Regions from separate parts of the Homo sapiens genome. Here regions 2 and 3 are each linked to region 1. A link is a loop called in an ENCODE intact Hi-C map of the cell type or tissue named here. Cell type or tissue: GM12878. All regions are shown on one strand.

What was found. Hi-C counts contacts between places; a loop is a spot of excess contacts. Peaks named below come from ENCODE experiments on the same cell type or tissue, not always from the same donor. Only the 100,000 strongest peaks of a DNase experiment are listed, where the experiment ranks them.
Region 2: a loop joins it to region 1, with 8 times the contacts of the local background. A loop is called at or near these places in 4 of 110 quality-filtered maps.
Region 3: it touches region 1 in a loop (7-fold over the local background); 11 of 110 quality-filtered maps call a loop at or near these places.

What each region holds. Positions count from the first base shown.
Region 1 is chr17:67,081,066-67,083,565 of GRCh38, forward strand. All of the region lies in intron 32 of HELZ (helicase with zinc finger), which reads right to left. Among named protein-coding and RNA genes, the nearest start is that of CACNG1, 38 kb to the left of the region's middle. In GM12878, a CTCF peak has its summit at 1,328 (motif pointing left); a DNase peak (open chromatin) is centred at 1,216; H3K27ac peaks cover 393 bases.
Region 2 is chr17:66,905,520-66,908,019 of GRCh38, forward strand. No RefSeq gene overlaps it. Among named protein-coding and RNA genes, the nearest start is that of CACNG4, 58 kb to the right of the region's middle. In GM12878, a CTCF peak has its summit at 1,356 (motif pointing left); a DNase peak (open chromatin) is centred at 1,342.
Region 3 is chr17:66,714,935-66,717,434 of GRCh38, forward strand. The region is part of intron 8 of PRKCA (protein kinase C alpha); the gene reads left to right. Among named protein-coding and RNA genes, the nearest start is that of MIR634, 71 kb to the right of the region's middle. RefSeq lists an enhancer at 1-255. In GM12878, a CTCF peak has its summit at 957 (motif pointing right); a DNase peak (open chromatin) is centred at 967.

The DNA of each region.
Region 1 (2,500 bases):
CTGTGTCATCTCTAGCTTGAAGATAAGCCACTTGCCTTGAAACACTGTCATGGCAGAAACCTAGCTTTGACTATGCAACAAAGACAATCCTTCAGAGGACAGTGGGACACAGTAGAAGGACCTTGGGCCCTTCAATGACTTTGTGAAGCAAAGCTACTCAGATAGTGTGAACTACCCAATTAGGTAAAAGAAAAATAAGTTTCTATCTTATTTAAGGCACTGTACTTTGGGGTCTCTTTGGGACAACAGCTTAGCCCTTACCCTAACTGATACAGGTAGAAGAGGACAAGAATGGGAAGCATTTCCTCATTAGTCTCCTCTGAACACGGTAAAAGGTTAATATTAGACAACAGAGGGCAATAACAACAGAGAGGTGAGTTAGTTCCTCTTGTACAAAGTTTTCTCCCAACTATTCCACCATCTTTAAGGGTACAGTGTCTAAACTGCACATTTAGCACTTGGTTTTATGTCCTTTAATATTGATTGTTATTGCTTTATGTATGTTAATCTTATTTCCCAAACTAGATAGCTCCTTGAGGGAGAGGACCATGCCATCTTTTTCACTGAGCTCTATGAGTATGGCACTCTGCTTCTTGATGGCCCTGTGGTTAGTGGGCCACAGAAACTGTCTCTTCCTTCCTTGTGTTCATGTCTAGAAGGAAGTGTCCCATTGGAACATACCTGATTTAGATTGGGCTGGATTTCTTTTCCCAGAAATTTCTGTATGTGTATGTGGGGCGGGGCAGGGGGGTGCAGGTACAGACAGAGAGGGAAAGTGAGACCTTTAGCTAGATTACTTTGGAAACCAAAAGACACTTAAAAATACATAGAAGAGCAGAGTGATCAGAAGACCAAGAGCAGAGTGATCAGAAGACCAATTTACAAGGAAAAGCAGGACGAAGGAGCAGGTACACAGAGGAAGCCATAGGCCCTGGAGGGAGATGCTGAGACCATCACATCTAGTGGCTATTTACCATGGGCCAGGCACTTTGTGCTATGCACCTTCCATGGATTAAACACAGTGACCAGAAAACTATCCGGCTCCCCTCATCAACCCAGCTGGCTCCCTGGATCTTATTTCCAGTAAAACTGTTTTTACCTGAGCTACTTTGGGTTGGTTTCTGTTTCTTGCAATCAGATGTAGCTTAAGACAATCATCAAATAGAATGAACTCAGACATTTGATCTTCAGATATTTAGTGAGGTAGCTCTATCCTTGAGTTCAAAATAAGTAAAAAACTGAAACCACAAGAAACCCCACTAATATTTCTTTTTAAAACCCAAACCACAATGGTTCATTTCCTCTAAAACACACTAGTGACACCTGATGGAAGCTACTTCACACTCCATATGACAAAGTTTCAAAACCATGTTAACATCAGCAATACAGCTGTCCAATATAACATAAAACTAGAATTCAGAAGGTGAAAATATTTCACGTTTTAGCTTTAGTATTTTATTTATTCAATATGCTAATTTTATAGTACTATTTAAAAATTTTAAAAATTCATAAAATTCTTCAAAATGATTTTAAAGCATTTAATATCTTTCTAGTATATTTATCACTTTTCCCTTTAAATGTCACTGATTTTGTGAATAAAACAATGGCTTTCAAGAACAATTAGTTTAACAAATATTTCAATATAAGTGTTTTTTGCTGTCTAAAATAATATATAAAATAAACATGGCTTTCATTGTTCAAGAACTTACTATTTTTATTTACTTTATTAAGACTTATTTAACCATGTTCTCAGTTTTATAGCAATGTAATTAGTTTTAACTGTTTTTTTTTTTTGTTTTTTTTTTTTTTGAGATGGAGTCTTGCTCTGTCGCCCAGGCTGGAGTGCAGTGGTGTGATCTCGGCTTACTGCCACCACCACCTCCTGGGTTCAAGTGATTCTCCTGCCTCAGCCTCCCAAGTAGCTGGGATTACAGGCATGCATCATCACAACTGGCTAATTTTTGTATTTTTAGCAAAGAAGGGGTTTCACCATGTTGGCCAAGCTGGTCTCAAACTCCTGACCTCAGGTGATCCACTCGCTTCGGCCTCCCAAAGTGCTGGGATTACAGGTGTGAGCCACCATGTCTGGCCCAGTTTTAAATGTTTTTAATTAAATAAATACTTAGAAAATAATAGTTTAGAGGCAGTTTAACCTAATGCCTACATCCTTGTCTAACCATGAATACAAGATTGCTACTAATTAATCATGTATATATTCCCAATAAGAGAAAACATTCTCTGAAACTATGAATTTCACTAGTCTTACAACTAATATTTTTCAAAATACATATCTCAGCCGGGCACAGTGGCTCACGCCTGTAATCCCAGCACTTTGGGAGGCTGAGGCGGACAGATCATGAGGTCAGGAGTTCTAGACCAGCCTGGCCAACATGGTGAAACCCTGTCTCTACTAAAAACACAAAAATTAGGCGGGCGCCTGTAATCCCAGCTACTCAGGAGGCTGAGGCAGGATAATTGCTTGATCCCAGGAGGCGGAGGC
Region 2 (2,500 bases), 180 kb before region 1:
AATGGGAATGCTAGACATTGAGTAAATAAATACGAATTTGAACAGGGGACCTAAAGGGTTTGCTGACCAGTGGGGTCTGTGGTCAGGGAAGGCTTCCCTGAGGAAATGATGCTTAAGCCCAGTCCTGGATGAATGAGTGAGGGCTCCCCAAGGAAAGGTCTTGGACAGAGGATTTCATGGGACTGTCATGGGAAAGGCTCTGAGGTGGGCTTGAGAAACTAAGAGGAGCCCAGGATAGCAAGCAGGAGAGTGGAAGAACATAAGGGGTGGAGGCTATGGTTGGGGTGAAAATGCAGGCGATAACTGTTGTGCCCGTTACTTGGCATTTTTTAAAGGGGGCAGGGGTGATGAGCACGGTTTTTCATAAAAACAGTCAACTCCTGCCAGGTGTGGTGGCTCACACCTGTAATCCCAGCGCTTTGGGAGGGCGAGGCAGGCAGATCACCTAAGGTCGGGAGTTCGAGACCAGCCTGGCCAGCATGGTGAAACCCCGTCTCTACTAAAAATACAAAAATTAGCCAGGGATGGTGGCAGTTGCCTGTAATCCCAGCTACTTGGGAAGCTGAGGCAAGAGAATGGTTTGAACCCAGGAGGCGGAGGTTGCAGTGAGTCAAGATCGCACCATTGCACTCCAGCCTGGGCGACAGAGTGAGACTCTGTCTCAAAGAAAACAACAACAACAACAACAAAAACGGTCAACTCCAAACTTCTCCCAATCCAGACAGACCAGTTCACAAGGGCCTAATGTCTTTCTCTACCAGGTAGAGAACGGCCTGATGAAACAGTGGCTATTTTCCCCAACTGCTTACATGAGAACACAGAGTCTTGGAGAATCCAAATAACTTGCCCCAAACCAGGAGGCCAACATGTGAAGGATCCTCAGATTTGGAATAAGATTTGTCTGACCTAATTTCCGTCCTGGCACAATTTGCGTGCCGCCTGCAACTGAGTTTTCGTTGAAGGGTCACTCACTCCGCCATTGAGTGATATTTATTGAGTGGCTACTGCATGCCAGAGGCTGTTCTAGGCAGAGCCCCGGCCCTTGAGGAGCTTATCTTCTGGCGTGGGGATGAGAGGATGGAATGCAAGAACCACAGAACACACACCCATCACAGGCGTAGTGCAATGATGAAGATGCAATGGGATCAGGTGGAGGAGACTCAGGGGAGGCCTGAAGACGTGACATTTGGGTTGAGACATGAATGGCAGGGGACATTTGTGGACTCCATTAACAATAAGGGTTGTGATTAGGTTCAGAAAATGGCGGCTTAATTCACATGCATGTGAAATGTGGCACGGAGCCATGGTCAAGGTCGCCTCCTCAGACGCAAAGGGAGACGCTCCCTCTGGTGTCCAGATCCAGCAATTGCAGGGATTGAGCCGGCAGAAACTCAAAACTCGGGGTGTATTCCACATCCGCAGATACACAAGAGAGATACAATTCCTTGCATAACCCCCTGCAATTCAGAGGCAGTACGATGAGTGTTCTTAAGCCATAAATCAGTAAACATCCCCTAAATAAATAAATAAAAATATCTAAACTTCACGTAGATCTATGCCTGCACATGCCATATTTTTTGCAACATCTAGGTATCACTTGTGATCTTAATATCAACCTTTTTCCTGTAAATCAACTTGTTTGCTAAGATACATTTCATTTAAAAGAAAAATCTTTTGCCACCTCCTACAGTAAATGGAAATCCAATATCATGCACCAAAAAAGTAGAAGATAGCCATAAGACTAATCCACGCAACACCAAATCACATGGTTTGATTTCTTCTGGACCTCAGGCCTGGCTCTGTGTTTGTTACAAGGGGGAGATCAGAAAGTGTGGCTGGGGTATGAGAGATAAAAAAGCAAGACTGAGGCTTGCGTTAATTAAAGGGCCTGAAAGACACTGAGAGGAGAATAATTTTCTCATTGGGAGATTGGTTATTATTTAAGGTCATGCTCCTGGGTCCCTAAAGTTCTGGGGTGCAATGCCCTGGGGACTCCAAAAACTCAAGACTATGCATGTTTTCTTGTCCAGGCACGGAGTTGACAAGGAAGACTGGAAAATGGCCCTGGTGACCATAAACCAACTCCCACCCCTCACTCCCCCTCGGGCCCAGAGTGGTTAATTGAGTATTAAAGGATCACACAAGGAATGATAAACCTGAAGAGAAATGGGGTCTCCTGATTCCCACTCCAGTGCTCTTTCTCTGCACCTGGGGAGGCCAGTGTCATCCGTTAAATGCAATAAAATCCTCCTTTTTTTTTTTTCTGGACGGAGTCTCTCTGTTACCCAGGCTGGAGTACAGTGGTGTCACCTCCGCTTCCTGGGTTCAAATGATTCTCCTGTAGCCTCCCGAGTAGCTGGGACTGTAGGCGCACACCACCATGCCCAGCTAATTTTTGTATTTTTAGTAGAGATGGGGTTTCACTGGTCTTGAACTCCTGACCTCAGGTGATTCACCCACCTCAGGTGATCCACCTGCCACCCAAAGTGCTAGGATTACA
Region 3 (2,500 bases), 370 kb before region 1:
AACTGGTGTGGATTAAAAAGGCTCAGTGAGGGTAGGATGAAATCAATGATTATGGAAATATTGTGCTAAATTTAATGACAGTCGGCCCTGCTTTCAAATTGCTTGCTCCTGTCAGAGACATTTTATAAAAATTTTCCGTTGAGTAGTTGAGCAGTGTATCCAGCATTTCGGGGATAGGATGTGTTTTGTTTTTTGGTTTTTTTTTTTTTCTCTGTGAGGATGCCCAGTCATCCTGTTTTTCCTTTCTGCAGCAGCTGCACAGCCATGGAGGGAAGGCTCTGGAACCTTCTTCCTTGGGGAACTGGGTTTTATTGCCAGTTATAGCTTGGGTGCGTTTTTTGTTACTGTTTTTTATTGACTTCAGGAGCTGCTGTTCTGTGCTCGCTTAGCTTCAATTGGATTTTCCCAGAAGTGGCTTTTTCATTGAACTCTGCCCTCGTGTAACTGTCGTTACTTCTCACTATTTTCCAGGTCGTTCTTTGTTTCTAAGATAAACACCGTGGCTCCCTCGGACCACTCCAGGGCCCCCTGCAGCCCTCACTGCCTCCCTTCCCCCCAGGCCCTTTCTTGGATCTGTGGCTTGCAGAGTCTGCACCCAGTCAAGGGTTTGGAAAGATTCGGGAGACACAGAAAGGCCTACAACTGTTTGGATCTTTGTTTTCTAGAAATAGAGCACCCAGAGATCTTAAAACCCACTTTTGGCATCTGTAGTTCCGTTGGCACTCTATAGTTCCGTTGGCATTTTGCAAAGTCCTGGCACTTACGTGAGTGATTCAGGTCATCTACTATAAAGGATACAGTTTTTTTTTTGCATCTGCGTAGATACAATTTTGTGTCTTGTTTGTGCCATCTTGCCCCATTTACTGGGACTTCACCTCGGTAAGGCAGACTAGTGAATCTTAGGTGGATCTCTGCTAAAAGATCCCAGCCAAACTGCAGTTGCTTCAGAAACTGAATACCACAAGAGGGCAGTAAAGATTTGCAAATGAAAGATTCCATGACACCTGCACACAACAAACAGCAATCAACTGTTGCCTGGATGTCTTTACATTTTAGTGGACATAGAGATGAGATCACCACCTTGTGCTCCCCATTGCTTCTTGGCTTTAGAGGATCTTCAGTGTGCTGCAAAGAAGTCAAGGGTTTCCCAAGAGCTGGATGGCTCCTTCAGTCTATTCTTGCTTGCACTGGGCCCCAGCCCATTTTCTATCTCCCCGGGTTTTTTTTTTTAGCACCAGAGAATTACCCACTTCGAAGCCATGTTGCTGACAGTCTGAAAAACTATTTACTTTGATGATGTTTCTGAGTTCATGTGATTCTTGACCCTGCCACAGCCAACCCATAAAGCCAGTGTGGTGGTAATTCCAAAGGGGAGCATTCGAGCAGGAAAAGGAATAGGTTTCCAAAAATGATTAAGTGCCCAAAGTTCTCGAACAATGCTATGTCATGGCTGTTGCAGTGCGCACTGGGCCTTCCTCTAAGCCGGGCATCAGACGCAAGTGTGCCATCAGCTAGCTCCCTGGTGGGAGAAAAACATTGTTGCAGATGGAAAAACTTAAGGTCATTGGTGGGGAATCCTCATGTAAGCCTGGAGATTTAGCAATTGGGGAGAACGCGGTACAAGGGCAAACCGCCTTTCCAGGAGGTGTTTAGCAGGTGAGACAAGGCGTGCACCACCAAGATTAGCGATCCTAACAGATGTGTCAATTATCAACAGACAAATCTGGGAAACAGGGAAAAATTTGGTTGGCTGCAAAGAAAATCACACACCGGGATACTAGAGGTGAATATTATGTGGTATGAAAAGAACCAAGCACTTCGCAGTTTCCACATCTGGCAAAGTGCCAACACGTCAGGGTCCCACGTTTCTCCTTGGAGAATGGCTCAGTTGCCATGACAACGGAGGCCCTCTCGCTGCCTGTGAATTTATTTTAACCGTGGCAACAGCCAAAGTGGGTGTGTCCATGAAAATATTTCTTGTTAAGAAAACGATTGAATGTGTTGCCCTTACATTTTGCTCTGCTGAATACATACTTCATTCACCACCATTGTATGGCTGCAAAATTTCCTTTTCCTGTGCTGCCTGGCATAGCAAGCATTGTGGAAGAGCCTGAATAGTGATTTAATTCTAGTGCTCTTGAGATTCTTAATTGTCGCTGTTGTGATAGATTAAGAAGATACAGACATTGTACTGAAATCTAACTGCAAATGAGGATGAGTGATTTGAGAACCTGCGTGATACAGGGCAAGGGTCATCGAACTGCAATCCACAGCCCAGACCCCAGCGGCTGCCTGTCTTCACCATTAAGGCTTTATTGGAACACCTTCCCTCCTTTACTCACTTTTGCAGCTTTCGAGCTACAATGGCAGAGTTGGAGAGTTACAACAGAGACAGTATTTGGCCCACAAAGCCACAAATATTTACTATCTGGACCTTTACAGAAAAAGTTTGCTCACCCTCGATGTAGGAGGAAGAGCACTAGGTTCAAAGGCTGGAGTT